Linked DNA regions of Homo sapiens: region 2 is linked to region 1. Evidence: read pairs that join two places in POLR2A ChIA-PET (ENCODE). Cell type or tissue: A673. All regions are shown on one strand.

Region 1 (8,000 bases):
CCGGGGTGACAAATGCTTCCTGAGGGGGTCCTGGCCCACCCCAACCCTCCCCCTTGGGGTGACTGATAAGAGCCTAGATTTTAGATTTGAGGCCAGGGTGTTGTCAGGTGGGTGGGCCCTCTCCCCTTGTGAGATTACAAAGCGCTTTTCAGCCTTGCTCTCCCCCAACCCCTAGGGACACCAGTGGCCCCTGCAGTATCCAAAACACAAATGCACCTGCCTCTGACCCTTTGTTCATTGACTTCTTTTGGTTTGTTTAAAGCATTTAATTGGCCGAGGAGTCATTCCAGGATGCAGTTGAAAAGCAAGTCATTTATGAAAAGCAAAATCTTATTTTAGGATCCGAAAGCAAACCTAAAGGAGAAGTGGGGAGGAGTGCAATCTACCCTGGATTGCAATGCCACACCCCTACCATGTGCTCTGCGGAAGGGGGTTCCCTTGGAGGGCCATGTGCCAAGCCTGACCCTCTTCTTCCCTGTCCATCAGACCACAAGGACCGGTGACAAGACAGAGGCCTCAGCGAGGCTGGTGTGTGTCCCTTGTCCCTCAAGCTTGCCTTGGCACTTGTTTCTGCCATTGCAAAGACTAGAGTGGCACAAGGAGGGCTCACTGGCAAATGTGGGGGCCTGTCCAGAGCACCACTGGGCTTGCACTCTCCAGCCTGGTGTGGTCCTGCCTCACAGGTGGCTGGCTGGGGTGTGACCAGGTGCCCTGGCAGGACAGCATCAGCTGCAGCCTCCAAGTGAGTGGCTTTCTGTTCTGATGCCACGTGGGAGGGTCCCCTCGTCAGCAGCCTCCTCACGTCCCTGCCAGACTGAGGGCCAGCCCAGAGGCCCCTCACCCCACCACATTCCCCGCGGGGGAGGGCAAAGGCCTGGTGTTGGGGCCCAGTAGCCACCAGTCGCATGTGGCCTTCAGGGCCTGGAGATACCGCAGTGTGACTGTGGAAATGAATTTTTTATTTTAGTTCATTTAAATTTAAAAACTGGTACTCAGTTCAGTTGTAGGAAAACTTTTAAATGTGTTTGGAACAACCTGGGAATACAAGTCTATTTTTTCTTTCTTAAAAATTTTTTTTTATTATTTTTTCTTAATCTCGCATATTATACCTCCAACAAATGAACTTTTTCAACTCTAGATTTTGTGAAATCTGGAAACAGTCAAGTATTTCCAGTGAAAATTTAGCATCTGAATTGGGATGTGCTGTAAGTGTAACATACACACTGATTTCAAAGTGTATGGAAAAAGAATGCAAAGGCCGGGCAAGGTGACTCACACCTGTGATCCTAGCACTTTGGAAGGCCGAGGTGGGGGTATTGCCTGAGTCCAGGAGTTCAAGACTAGCCTGGGCAACATGGTGAAACCCCCTCTCTCCAAAAAAAAAAAGTAAAATAATACATTTTTATGTCAATTATGGGTTGAAATGATTATATTTTGGTTATATTGGCTTAATTAAAGTTGAATATTTTCACCTGTTTCTTTTTACTTTTTTAAAGATGGCTAATAGAAAATTTGAAATTAATGTGTCTCAATTATGTATATTGCTGGACAGCCCTGGCATCTGAGCCAGTTTTTGCTGGAAATGTGATTGATGGTTCTTTAAGGGGACCAGTTAATGGCTCGAGAGTAGCTTTGGCCATAGGATTACATCTTAGGAGAACCATGGTGTTTTGAAAGGAACAACTCAGAAAGATATTGTCTGTTCCTAAAACATGATTTCTTTTTTTTTTTTTTTCCTGAGATGGAGTCTCGCTCTGTCACCCAGGCTTGAGTGCAGTGGCCCAATCTCGGCTCACTGTAACCTCCGCCTCCCGGGTTCATGCCATTCTCCTGCCTCAGCCTCCTGAGTAGCTGGGACTACAGGCACCCGCCACCACGCCCAGCTTATTTTTTGTATATTTAGTAGAGATCGGGTTTCACCATGTTAGCCAGGATGGTCTCGATCTCCTGACTTCATGATCCACCTGCCTCAGCCTCCCAAAGTGCTGGGATTACAGGCGTGAGCCACCGCGCCCGGCAAAACGTTATTTCTTAATTGCACAAATGACACATGTTTCTTGTGGGAAAACTAGAAAGTACTGATTAGACAAAATTAAACATCCTGTTTTGGAAGGAGAACACATACATTTTCTAGCAATATTTCTAGCAGTGTTTTGCTTAGATTAACATTCACATAAAAATAACAATTTGCATTTTTTGCAGTGACCTTCAGATTATTTCAAAAAACAAAACAACAAAACAGGATGATTTCACATATTGCATCTCGCTTATAAACACGTTCACCCTGATACAGGGCTGAGCTTGGACAAATGGCAGAAGAAAGCTAGCCAAGAGTTGGAAAGGGGATTGTGGCTGGTTTGCTGGTGATGACCTTTGTTTTTTGGGTTGACTGGAACACTGGAACGTAGTCTTTTTTTTCTTTTTTTTTTTTTTGAGACAGAATCTTGCTCTGTTGCCCAGGCTGGAGTGCAGTGGTGCGATCTCGGCTCCCTGCGACCTTTGCCTCCTGGGTTCAAGCAATTCTCCTGCCTCAGCCTCCCAAATAGCTGACGTTACAGGCATGCGTCACCAGGCCTGGCTAATTTTTGTATTTTTAGTAGAGACAGGATTTCACCATGTTGGCCAGGCTGGTCTTGAACCCCTGACCTCAGGTGATCCGCCCACCTTGGCCTCCCAGAGTGCTAGGATTGCAGGCGTGAGCCTCTGCACCCAGCCTGGAGTGTAGTTTTGAGGCTGGGAGGGAGCTGTGTGACGGACAGGCTCATGTCATTGGGCACTCTCCTTTCACTGAGTAAATTAGCTGGAAAGCAGATTTCACTGATTTTACTGGTGTATTTTGCCGGGGGTGGTAGGGCGAGGGTGTTGGAACCCTTTGGCAAACTCATGCATTTAAGAGACAATTTTTTCACATTGACTTTTCCCAAGCCCTAAAGGAGGGCTGAGGCTGTTAAACAACTCACACTATTGTCCAACACGTACAGATATTTACCAGCTGAGACATGTTTGAGAAAGCATTAGCCGTTGCTGACACGGTGACATGTGACCCTGGATAATGGAGAAATGTGATTTCCAGCACTGAGTGGAGGGGGGTTGGTGTGTTCAGGAGTAGAGTACACCTCACGGTTTAACATCCCCTCCTGCAGTGTGGATAGGAGCCATAGAAAGACAATAAGGAGGGACGAGAAGACCATCTTCTATGTTCTCTGCAGGTGCTGGCCTCTCCTGGCATGCGGCCTCGGCCCCCGTTCTAATCTGACTCAGAGATGGTCTGAGATACGCACTCGGGCCATGTGGGTTGTGTAATTATCCCCCTCTTCTTCTCGAGTGCTAGTTAGCAGCACACTGGATATAGAGATTCCGCATGTTATGCAATAGAGCGACTTACGAAACTAGTTGTGTCTTAACAGAAACACATTTTTAAAGGCCTAACAGGAGCTTTCTTGGTGAAGAATTTCTATAGTGGCCACTTGTAGAATAGTTATGAAACCCACCCTCTTTTTTGTCTTCCGTAAAATTGGATTTTTTTTTTTTTTTTTTATAGACAGGGTTTTACTCGTCACCCAGGCTGGAGTGCACTCGTGCAACATAGCTCACTGCAGCCTGGAACTCCTGGGCTCAAGCAATCCTCCCGAGTAGCTGGGACCACAAGGCCTCAGTGCCACACCTAGCTGATTCTTAATTTTTGTAGATCCGAGTTTTTTCTGTGTTGCCCAGGCTTGTCTTGAACTCCAGGCTCAAGCCTCCCACCTCAGCCTCTCAAAGTGCTGGGATTACAAGCGTGTCCACCGTGCCCCACCAGAACTGGAATTTTAAAATCTCCTTATTTGTGAACAACGTCCTGCATCTAGGCACAGAAGACTGATCTGCCCCAAGAAATACTTAGGGGGATGTAAGTGGTAGACTGGGCTGTGAGCCGGCACGCTGAGGAGAGCCTGTACCCAGACGAGCGGGCATGACTGATAGCTGATGCCTGGGCCTTCTCTCCAAGCCCACGGGTGTGAGGGCGGGAAGGCAGCTCATCGCCTGTGCCCCACCTCGGGCTGGGCAGAGCAGCTCTGATGTATCCCTCGCTTAGGAAGCCCATGCTATAAATGAGAGAAGTCTCCTCATTTATAACTTGTACCAAAGACCTGCTTAGTGCTGGATCCTGAACCATCAGATTAGAAAGGCTCAGTAGCATCTCTTTAATCTTTATTTCTTCTTCTTCTTATTTTCTTTTTTGGAGACAGGATCTCCATCTGTTCCCCAGGCTGGAGTGCAGTGGTGTGATAACTCACTGTATCTTCGACCACCCAGGTTCAAGCGATTGTTCCACCTCAGCCTCCCAAGTAGCAGGGATCCCAGGCACATACCACTATACCTGGCTAATTTAAGAGTGTGTGTGTGTGTGTGTGTGTGTGTGTGTGTGTGTGTGAAGATGGGGTCTTGCTATGTTGCCCAGGCTTGGTCTCGAAATCCTGGCCTCAAGCTATCCTCTTGCCTCAGCCACCCAAAGCGTTGAGACTACAGGCATTAACCACTGCGCCTGGCCTCCTTATTTTTTAATTGCACAAGCCATACAATAAAAATAAGGGTATCTTTTAAAAAAGAAACATCATACTGCTGTCCTAGCATGTCATCTATTGCCTTTTTTTCCAAGACCTCTCTACCTATGCAGACATAACTTTAGCTTTCATTTTATTTTTTAAATATGCTTTTTCTTTTTTCATAACCCCATTAAATCTCTTGTAGGCATACTTTTTATTTGCTAACAATCAAGACAGAAATACAGTTAGGCTTTGGCTTTCGTGTTTGTTTGCATCTTACGTGCTCCTTGCTGTCATTTTAGCTCCTTCGTAGTCACCACGGGATGGCTGTGCACCCGTCCGGGGGCTTCATTACTTGTAATTTACTTAATCCCTCTTTATTTTTGTTTCCGGTTCTTAATGGTATCTTTTCCCCCTTTGTTTCTGCAGGAAGTTCTCCAGCAGCTGATTGTAATGAATTTGCCCAATGTTTTGATGATTGGCAGAGACCCACTGTCTGGTGAGTGAAAGCCGCTCCCTTCTCCCCTGTGGTGCCCAGCCAGAGGCATGGCGTTGGGCAGCTGCTGGCCATCGAGCTCCGGCTGCCAGCTTGGGCCAGCACAGTGAAAACACGTGATCGTTTTGGTGAGATTTTAAAGAGTGGGTTCATTACCCTGAGGCATTCAGCCAAGGGCACATTTCTTCCTTAAGAATGAAGCCTCCCAGGCCGGGCGCGGTGGCTCACGCCTGTAATCCCAGCACTTTGGGAGGCCCAGGCGGCCGGATCATGAAGTCAGGAGATCGAGACCATCCTGGCTAACAAGGTGAAACCCCATCTCTACTAAAAATACAAAGAATTAGTTGGGCATGGTAGTCCCAGCTACTCGGGAGGCTGAGGCAGGAGAATGGCCCGGAGCTTGCAGTGAGCTGAGATTGTGCCACTGCACTCCAGCCTGGGCACAGAGCAAGACTGTGTCTCAAAAAAAAAAAAAAAAAAAAAAGAATGAAGCCTCCCAACCGCTCAGATGTGTGTGCAGAGGCCAGTGAGGCCACCGCCTTGTTCCTCCTGGGAAGATGAGTTTGGGTTTAGGTGCCTGAGTCATACCATCTGGTGGACTCACCTCCTCAGTAAGTGTGGAATCAGCTGACACCATCAGGGAGTGTGGTACCTTAGACAAGAGAGTAAGAATCTCTTTAGAGAACTGACATCTGTCACTGGGGTCCTGCGAGGTTCATGCTCGGTGACGGAGCTCATTGATCTGTCTTATGTCTCCCTGTTGGACTCAGCTCTCCTGGCAGGCACGCGTTCTAGGTCCCCGCAGTCTCTGACGCTCAGTGTGAGTTTGAAAGACTCAATGAGGCCGAGCGCAGTGGCTCACTCCTATAACCCCAAAACTTTGGGAGGCCGAGGCAGGAGGATCGCTTGAGCCCAAGAGTTTAAGACCAGCCTGGGCAACATAGTGAGATCTCATCTCTAATTATAAAATGAAAAAAAGAAAGACCAAATTAAATGTCCTCCTGGCATCTTACAGAAAGTCAGAACTTAATCTCTGCCTGTCAGATAACTTCCTTGGTGCATTAAATGGAGTAATGCCTTGCGTCCCTTTCACCTGTGTGTGTTTACCTGCACCCATAGCTGGTGGACAGAAGTCGCAGGCCCCAGGGACAGAGTTACTCGCTGGCTAGGACTTCCCTTGTTCTGATGGAGACCTTGTCATCATTTTGAAACCTTAGGTCTGGGGCCTCCTGGAGTAGGTGAGGGGTCAAGGAACACAGGAAAAGCCACACCTGTAGGATGGTAATAAACCGTGAATCCTAAACATTAGAGACATTTCCAAAAGGGACTCGGGCTTCCTCTGTTGGCGTCTCCTCAGCCTGGTCTCACTGCAGCCTGGCCATCCCCTCTCCTGTCCGTATGACAGTAGCTAGTGGCCTTGAGACTTTAGAAGAGTTCACTGAGTAACCAGCCGAGGACAAAGCTGGTAGGAGAGCAGTCTTCTTTTAGTGCCACCGCCCTGAGAACATCAGCAGCGGCTTCCTTGTTCCGTGGGGGCGCTCTTTCTGGGCTCCAGCTGGCTGAGGTGTCCGCCTTTGCATGAGCCAGAAGGAAGAGCATCCCTGGACCCCTGATAGTCTTCAGTGCTCTGGCCTGTGGGCACTCACCGCCTTACATGGAGACCCTGCAGAGGCCACCCCTGGTCCTCCTGGTGGCCCCCGGCAGCAAGCGCCCTCCCCCACTTCCCGTGTTAGTAGCAGGGGGCCTTTGGTTCTGCTCCCCTGCCAGCTCTGCCATGGGGCCATGTGTGTTCCGGCTTTATTTCATGGCTCCCCCAGAGAAGGGCGGGGACGCCAGATGCAGTCCATGCTGGCCACAGCCCTGGGCTCCAGGGACCGGGGGACTCTCATGATTTCTGGTAACTTCAGGGAAGTGGAGCCTGTTTTGCTGAGCAGAACTCTGCCACCTTCCTAGTTTATTTGGGGCTGGTTACGGGAGGAGATGAGAGTGATGCCTGTAGAGGTTGGCGGTAGCTTAGTCCTGTTGTTCTGTCTGCCCTGGAGACAGTGGAGGAGCAAAAGGAGGGGACAGCCACTCCGTCTGCCCTGGAGACAGTGGAGGAGCAAAAGGAGGGGACAGCCACTCCTTAGCACGCCCACCCTGTGCTTGGCACTGAACGTGCGTTACAAATGCAATGAAAGACCGAGCGTGCTGGCGAGACACTAGTTCTACAAAAAATAAAAAAGTTAGCCGGGCATGGTGACACGCACTCATAGTCCTAGCTACTTTAGGAGGCTGAGGCAGAAGGATTGCTTAAGCCCAGGAGGTCGAGGCTGCAGTAAGCTGTGATTGTGCCACTGCACTCCAGCCTGGACGACAGGCAAGACTCCATCTTTAATTAGTTAATTAAAATTTGTATTTAAAGGAATGAAAACGTGCTTCTGTGGTGTGGCTGCGCCCATTTCCGTTTATAGGGAGAGAACTGAGGCTCCGAGGGCTTGGGTGCCATGTCCTTGACCAGTTGGCCTGTAAGCAGAGGGGCTGATTGGAAACCTGCTCTGTCCGCCCCCAAACCTGAGCCTCTTCATCTGTCACACATGGACATCTATGGGTTAGGTTTAACTGTAGGCAATTGCCAATATCCAGTCTTTTTTGACCTATAAAAATGGCATATGGTTGAACCTAATATTAAACGCATCCTTCTCCCCGCCTTTTCTCACCCCTCCCTTTAGCTCCAATGTTACCTGCATAGCTTGCCCACCTTCCTGCTGGTGCTCCCCCTCTTCTCATCCCTGCAGGTGTCTCCCCTTCCACTACCATCTGGAAGCCTGCCCTCTCTGCCCCACTACCATCAGGCACCTCCCAACACCACAGAGATTGTCCATGGGCAGAGAACATAGGTCCGCATCTCAGGTCTGCTGCCAAACAGAAACATCTGTAAAGATGTGGATGCTGATTTTTTTTTTTAACAGCTTTATTGAGGTATCATTTGCATGCTA
Region 2 (8,000 bases), 160 kb after region 1:
AGCTACCATATTTGCTGCTGTTTTCTTTATTGCCTTTGTTCTTTATTCCATTTTTTTGTTTTGTTCTTTTGTTTTGTCGTCGTTGTTGTTGTTTTGAGACCGAATCTCACTCTGTTCCCCAGGTTGGAGTGCAGTGGCATTATCTCGGCTTACTGCAACCTCTGCCTCCTAGGTTCAAGTGATTCTCCTGCTAACTTTTGTATTTTAGTAGAGATGGGAGTTCACCATGTTGGCAAGGCTGGTCTCGAACTCCTGACCTCAGGTGATCCACCCACCTCGGCCTCCCAAAGTGCTGGGATTACAGGTGTGAGCCACTGCGCCTGGCCCCATTTTTGTCTTCTACACTTTTTCTGCCTTTTGTGGTTTTAACTGAGTATTTTATATGATTCTATTTTCTCTCCTTTCTTAGCATGTAAATTCTACTTTTAAAATTAATTTTTTAGTGGATGCCCTAGAGTTTGCAACATACATTTACAACAAAGTCTGCTTTGAAATAACAGTATACCACTTCATGGGTAGCACAAGCAACTTATAACAAAACATTGCTAATTCTTCCCTCTCATTCCATGTACCATTGCTGTCATTTGTGTCACTTATTCTATTTTTTTTGAGACAGGGTCTGACTCTGTCACCCAGGCTGTAGTATAGTGGCACAATCATGGCTCACCGCAGCCTCAACCTCCCAGGCTCAGGTGATCTGCCTACCTCAGCCTCCCAAGTAGCTAGGACTATAGGCGTCCACCACCATACTCAGCTAATTCTTCTATTTTTTGTAGAGATGGGGTTTCCCCATGTTGCCCAGGCTGGTATCAAATTCCTAGGCTCAAGTGATCTGCCCGCCTCGGCCTCCCAAAGTGCTACGATTACAGGCGTGAGCCACCGTGCCTGGCCTGTCATTTGGGTCACTTCTACACAAACATACATAAGCATATATATACATATGGCATACATAATGGAATGCACTGTTATTATTATTTTGTGCTGTTATTATTATTTTGAGCAAACTGATATGTAAGGTCAAAAATAAATACAAAAGTTTTTATTTTACCCTCACTTATTTTATTCACTGATACTCTTCCTTTCTTTATGTAGATTCAAGTCTCTGACAGATATAATTTTCCTTCTCTCTGAAGAATTTCTTCTAACATTTCTTGCAAGGCAGTTGTGGCAACAAATTCTCTCAATTTTTATTTGCTTCATAGTCTTTATTTCTCCTTTATTTTTGAAGCAAATTTTGCAGGGCACAGAATTCTGCATTGGTTGCTACCTCTCAATACTTTAAATAGTTCAGTAATGTAAAGATTAAAGGTGGCCGGGCGTGGTGGCTCTCTCCTGTAATCCCAGCACTTTGGGAGGCCAAGGCAGACGAATCACCTGAGGTCGAGAGTTTGAGACCAGCCTGACCAACATGGAGAAACTCCGTCTCTACTAAAAAAATACAAAATTAGCAGGGCGTGGTAGCGCATGCCTGTAATCCCAGCTACTCGGGAGGCTGAGGCAGGAGAATCGCTTGAACTTGGGAGGAGGAGGCTGTGGCGAGCCGAGATTGCGCCATTGCACTCCAGCCTCGGCAACAAGAGTGAAACTCCATCTCAAAAAAAAAGAAAAAAGAAAAAAATAAAAATAGTCCAGTCTCTTCATGCTTATATGTTTTCTGTAGAGAAGTCAAATGAATGTAATTTTTACCTTTGTTCCTGTATAGGTAAAGGGTTTTCCCCACCTGCCTCTGGCTTCTTTCAGAATTCTTCCTTTATCTTTGGTTTTCTGAAGTTTGAATATGATATGTCTAGATGTAGCTTTTTGGCATTTATCCTCTTTAGTGTTCTCTCAGCTTCCCGGATCTATGGTTTGGTGTCTGACATTAATATGGGGGAAATTCTCATTTGCTATTGCTTCAAATGCTACTATTTATCGCTCTCTTTCTTCTCCTTCTAGTATTCCCATTAGTCTAGGTTATACCTTTTGTAGTTGTCCCACAGTTCTTAGATATTCTGATCTGTTGTGGGTTTTTTTTTCCCCCAGCACTTTTTCTCTTTGCTTTTTTTTCAGTTTTGGCAGCTTTTGTTGAGATATCTTGAAGCTCAGAGATTCTTTCCATAGCCATGTCCGGTCTACTAATAAGCCCATCAAAGGCATTCTGCATTTCTGTTACAGAGTTATTGATCTCTATCTACTTCCTCTTTTTTTTTTTTTTTTCCTGAGACAGTGTCTTGCTCTGTCATCCAGGCTGGAGTACAATGGCTCAATCACAGCTCACTGCAGCCTCATCTTCCTGGGCTCAAGTTCTCCTCCCACCTCAGCCCCCCCACGTAGCCAGGACTATAGGTATGCACCACGACACCTGGCTAATTTTTAAATTGTTTACAGAGATGGTATCTTGCCATGTTGCCCAGGCTGATCTACCACTTCTTATTTATTCTTTCTTAAAATTTTCATGTCTCTGCTTGCATTATCCATCTCTTCTTGCATGTTGCCTATTTTTTGCAGTGAAGACTTTATTATATTAATCATACTTTTAAAAGAATTCCAGGTCTGATAATCCCGTCATTTCTGACATGTCTGACTCTGTTTGTAACTTCTCTTCAAATTGTGTTTTTGCTTATCGGTGTTTCTTGTAAATTTTTTTTGTTGTTGAAAGGTGGACATAATTTACTTGGTAAAAGGAACTGCAGCTGGGCCAGGCGCAGTGGCTCATGCCTGTAATCCCAGCACTTTGGGAGGCTGAGGTGGGTGGATCACCTGAGGTCAGGAGTTCGAGACCACTCTGGTCAACATGGCGAAACCCCGTCTCTACCAAAAACACAAAAATTATCCAGGCATGGTAGTGCGCACCTGTAATTCCAGCTACTCAGGAGGCTGAGGCATAAGAATAGTTTGAACCCGGGAGGCAGAAGTTGCAGTGAGCTGAGATCGTGCCACTGCACTCCAGCCTGGGTGATAGAGTGAGACTCTGTCTCAGAAAAGAAAAAAAAAAGAAACTGTAGCAAATGGACCTTTAGTGATGGTGGTAAGATGTGTCGGGGAGGGGAAGGGCTCTGCAGTCCTATGATTAGGTCTCTGCCTTTTAGTAAGCCTGTGCCCTGGACTGTGAACTTCACTACTGCTTCTCAGTTTTGTCCTCTCCCCCTTACGTGGCACAGATTGCTAGAGGGAGCTGGAATTGGGTATGTCCCTCTCCCACGTGGAAGGCTGAAGAAAGGTGGGGTTGGGTATTTCGCTTTCCCCAGGGAGATTTAAGGCCTGTAATCCCAGCACTTTGGGAGGCCAAGGTGGGCAAATCACTTGAAGGCAGGAGTTCGAGACCAGCCTGGCCAATATGGTGAAACCCTATCTCTACTAAAAATACAAAAATTATCCAGGTGTGGTGGCATGTACCTGTAATCCCAGCTACTCGGGAGGCTGAGGCAGGAGAATCGCTTTAACCCGGGAGGCGGAGGTTGCAGCGACCAAGATGGCACTACTGCACTCCAGCCTGGGCAACAAAGCACGCTCAAAAAAAAAAAAAAAAAAAAAAAGAAGAAGAAGAAAGGGAGGAGGAGGAGGAGGAGGAGAAGGAGACGGAGAAGAAGAAGAAGAAGAAGAAGAAGAAGAAGAAGAAGAAGAGAATGCCCTGGCCTACTTGAAAATGACTCATTTTTCCCTCCAATGATGCAAGCACGAGGGGATTTTTTTCTAATATCCATTGTGAGAACTTGGTTGAACGCCCAGAGGCAAAACTCACAAGAGCACGAGGGCCCCCAGACCACTGGGTCGCCTGGAGTTTTAAACTCTCATACTTGCCCATACTGAGCCTCCAGCCATTTCTCAATTACGAATCAGGTTTTCCCACCCTAGCACTGGTTCCCACGAGGTTCCATTCCTTTCCAGGCTATGATCATGAAGTGGGAGAGAGCCTTTTTCAGGGATCTCCCAATTTTCTTGAAATGTGTGGTGAGGTCAAAGGAGGAGGCCACACCTAGACGGACCTGGACACAGGAAAGGTGGGTCCTGCGGGAGAGGAGCAACAGTAGGGAGGCACAGGGCAGCCCAAGGCAGAAGTAGGTGAAAGGAAAGGTAGAAAGCTTCTCGCATCCTCCAAACACTTACCAGATAGTTTTCTTACTGTTCATGCAGATAAAAGCACAGATCACTCTCTTCAGAAAAGCCTTCCTGACCACTGATCTGAAGGGGCCCTCCCATCACCCTCTCTCAGCGACCTGTACTATCGCCCCCAAAGCTCTTATTACTCTTTAGAATCATCTGATGTGTTTATTTGTCAGGGCTCATTCTCTATCTCCCAGTCCTAGAATGGGAGCTCTGTGGAGCAGGGTCATTGCAGCTATAACCCCAGTGCTCAGAACACTGCCTGGCACACTGTAAATGTTTGTTGAATGACTGAATGAAAGGTCATAGGCTGAGCACCACCTCCCCTCCCTGCCCTGGTGCCCTATGGACTGACTGCAGAGAAGAAGAGCTTCTGGCCTGGTCAGGCTCCAAGCCAGGTCGCTCACCCTGGGTAGCCGGCCGGACTGGGCGGCCATCCGAGTGCTCACCAGCAATGACGGCAAAGTCAGCCTCCACGTCGCAGGCGATGACATCCCCGTGCCGTATGTGCCTCCTCACAGCCTCCTTGACTTTACCCATCCCAAGCTCGTTGCCTCCATCACCGACTCCTGAAGGGAAGGGGAGCTGAGTCAGTGCACGGGACCAGGGCAAAATGGGGGAGGCCTGAAGCAAGGCAGCCCTACATGTGCTTGTTGCCTTTGGGAGGGCAAAAAGGTTGGCTCTGGATATATTTTCAGACAACCAGGAGTTGTGGTACTTCCCCTTAGGCCTTCTAGAAACTTCTTTAGTTAAAAATGAGTCCACGTTTGGAACACACTACAGTGTGGGCATGTCTCCTTTTGGGTCACATTCTCCAGCAAAGATGGAGCACGTTCTATGCTCTTGGTGCCAGGCCCATGGGAGATGTGGGTATGGTGACACTCAGGACCTCCCTTCCAGTGGCTCCCGCTCACTGAGCCCCCCGGGGGATCTGGTGCAAAGTCAGTTCTAGAACTTACTTTAAAGGCTTCTGCTGAAAGAATGTGAAATGTATGTGTTTTAGTTCATTTTAATCTATACCACAGGGGTACCTGGTTAACATCTGAAATATCCTAATCAGGAATACACACTCCAAGTGTGGTTAGTAAGCATTTGAAAGAGGCTACATAGTCTTGAGGCCCATCTGATAGTCTGCATCAGAGAATTTGTTAATTAGTGTAATAAATGAATGCTAGAATAAATACATATTAAAAATGATTTAATTCATTGGTGAAATGAATGGTGTTCAAGATAGGTGGATTGGCTAAAAATAACTAGCAGATACCTCTACCCTTGTATGGATAAGATTTAAAAATCTAGTCTGGGTGCAGTGGCTCATGCCTGTAATCCCAGCACTTTGGGAGGCCAAGGCAGGGAGATCACTTGAGATCAGGAGTTCGAGACCAGTCTGGCCAATATGGCAAAACCTTGCCTCTACTAAAAATACAAAAATTACCCAGACATGGTGGCACATGCCTGTAGTCCCAGCTACTGTGGAGGCTGAGCCAGGAGAATCACTTGAAACTGGGAGGCAGAGGTTATAGGGAGCTGAGATCACATCACTGCACTCCAGACTGGGCAACAGAGCAAGACTCCATCTAAAAAAAAAAAAAAAAAACACACAAAAAAACCTATCAAGCCCTGAAGCATGTACCCTTTGAGGTGGTGCTGTAGATCTGGGGGACACAGCTCCTGTGTCCAGGTATTTATAGAGGAGTCTGTAAACTAGATGTTCAGCTGAATCCACCTCTAGAAGAGGGTTACAGCTGTCTCAATAACCTTTCATGCAATGCACCTGTCTGAGTCTCTCAAGGCCAGAGGGCTGGACTCTCCAAGCCTATGGAACAGGTACATCATTGTTTTTGTGTCTGCTTCTATAAAGGCTTGGAAGATGCGGAAGAATTCTGTCAGAGGCTAGTGTTCTTTGTGGGATCTAGAGCTGATCCATCTCAAACATCAGGGAGTGAATTTGGCCAAAAGAATGACACAATTGTGAAGGACCAAACACCTTAGATTTATATCCTGATGGTTTTTCTCAGAACACTTCTCTAGATCTATGACAGCCCACTGAATGAGGAGAATAACACCCAACATGTAACACTGGTATCTGGTCTATAGCTGTCTCTTTTTAGCATCTTATGAATTCCATCTCTTTTGGGCTTCACATCCATCCTGTCATGGGTATCATGATCCTCACTGTATAGAGCTGGCAGTCCCTGATGGGGGCAGTACCTGGGCAGTCAGTGGAAGGTGGAGACTTAAACCCAGGTGACTTGATTCTCAATTGAGCACTATGCCCATGACATGGCAGTTGCCCATGGAACCTGAGGAACAGGGGTTTTGAGGAAGAAGAAGAGAAAAAGGAAAATTCAGGAGGTAGCCTTGCTGGGCAGGAGGGTCTGGGGCGGCGGGGGCCACAGGAGGAGACTGGGCTCCTGAGGCCGTGAGAAGGGCCCAAGGGTCTACAAAGGGGGCGGTTCGAAGCCATGAACGGCCAGCTCCACCTGCCTCCTCTGGGATCTCAGGGTCGTCACAGCACAGATGGGGGTCCCATTGCGGGTGTGGGAGGACGGGATTGCTCTAGCAGCTCCCTCAGACCCTGTTTGCCCCTGTAGCCACAGAGATCTCTTTTTTCTCCACTCTGAGAACCCCTCCCCCACAGGCTGAGGTCCTCTGCCTGCCCAGCCGGAGGGACAGGAAGCTGGAAGCCAACAGGAAGCTGGAAGCCAACAGGAAGCTGGAAGCCAACCGCACTGTGTGCACCACACCCACAGCCTCTTCTGGGAAAAGCCAGGGCGATTTGCAGAAACGTTCTAATCAGCGCAGAAGGCTCTCACTGTCTCATCAAAACCTCAAAAGCCAAAGGAGACTAATGAGTCTGGGAAACACTTGGAAACATGCAATGACAAACAAGTCTTCATTACCCCAGGGCCTGAGACCCACCCAGAGGGAAGAAAGGTTCTCCTTGGGGCTTACACTAAGCCTTTCCGCAATTCATAAAGGCATGATTCCCTGATAAAGGGCTGGGGCCCCAGGAGTCTGCAGTCTACTCCTAATGCTACCAGCAACACTAATTAGCTGCGCCATCTGGGAAAACCTCCTGGGACTCACCTTACCTGCCTCACAGGGTTTTCACAGAAGCTTAAACACTACAATGAATGTGAAGCCTCTTGGAAAAGTACAAAGTTTTGTGCAAACACAAATTATCACATTATTATTATTATTATTATTATTATTTTTGAGACAGAGTCTTGCTCTTGTCGCCCAGGCTGGAGTGCAGTGGCGCGATCTTGGCTCACTGTAACTTCCACCTCCTGGGTTCAAGCAATTCTCCTGCCTCAGCCTCCTGAGGAGCTGGAATCACAGGAGCCCACCACCATGCCTGGTTAATTTTTTTATATATTTAATAGAGACGGGGTTGTGCCATGTTGGCCAGGCTGGTCTGGAACTCCTGAGCTCAGGTGATCCACCTGCCTCAGCCTCCCAAAGTGCTGGAATTACAGGTGTGAGCCACCACGCCCAGACCATATTATTATATTATTAACGACTGAAGGCCAGGCTCAGTGGCTCATGCCTGTAATTGAAACAGTTTGGGAGGCTGAGGTGGGAAGATAGCTTGAGCTCAGGAGTTCGAGACCAGGCTGAGCAATATAGTGAGACCTCATCTCTACCAAAAAAATGTTTAAAAGTTAGCCAAGCAGCCGGGCATGGTGGCTTACACCTGTAATCCCAGCACTTTGGAAGGCAGAGGCAGGCGGATCACGAGGTCAAGAAATCGAGACCATCCTGGCCAACATAGTGAAACCCCATGTCTACTAAAAATACAAAAATTAGCTGGGCGTGGTGGCATGCGCCTATAGTCCTAGCTACTCGGGAAGCTGAGGCAGGGGAATTGCTTAAACCTGGGAGGCGGAGGTTGCAGTGAGCCGAGATTGCGC

The links. Peaks named below come from ENCODE experiments on the same cell type or tissue, not always from the same donor. Only the 100,000 strongest peaks of a DNase experiment are listed, where the experiment ranks them.
Region 2: POLR2A ChIA-PET joins it to region 1 with 12 read pairs; 2 of 35 experiments call an interaction of 5 or more read pairs at or near these places.

The regions. Positions count from the first base shown.
Region 1 is chr14:91,356,667-91,364,666 of GRCh38, reverse strand. It overlaps CCDC88C (coiled-coil domain containing 88C), which reads left to right. Exons shown (of 30, transcript NM_001080414.4): 4 at 4,956-5,025. Among named protein-coding and RNA genes, the nearest start is that of CCDC88C, 57 kb to the left of the region's middle. RefSeq lists a silencer at 118-167 and enhancers at 288-507, 3,541-4,040, 4,041-4,542. In A673, no CTCF peak of the experiment used is centred here; DNase peaks (open chromatin) are centred at 3,356 and 4,956; H3K4me3 peaks cover 554 bases; H3K27ac peaks cover 2,505 bases.
Region 2 is chr14:91,201,358-91,209,357 of GRCh38, reverse strand. DGLUCY (D-glutamate cyclase) reads right to left here. Exons shown (of 14, transcript NM_001102368.3): 12 at 4,533-4,652. Among named protein-coding and RNA genes, the nearest start is that of GPR68, 39 kb to the left of the region's middle. In A673, no CTCF peak of the experiment used is centred here; no DNase peak of the experiment used is centred here.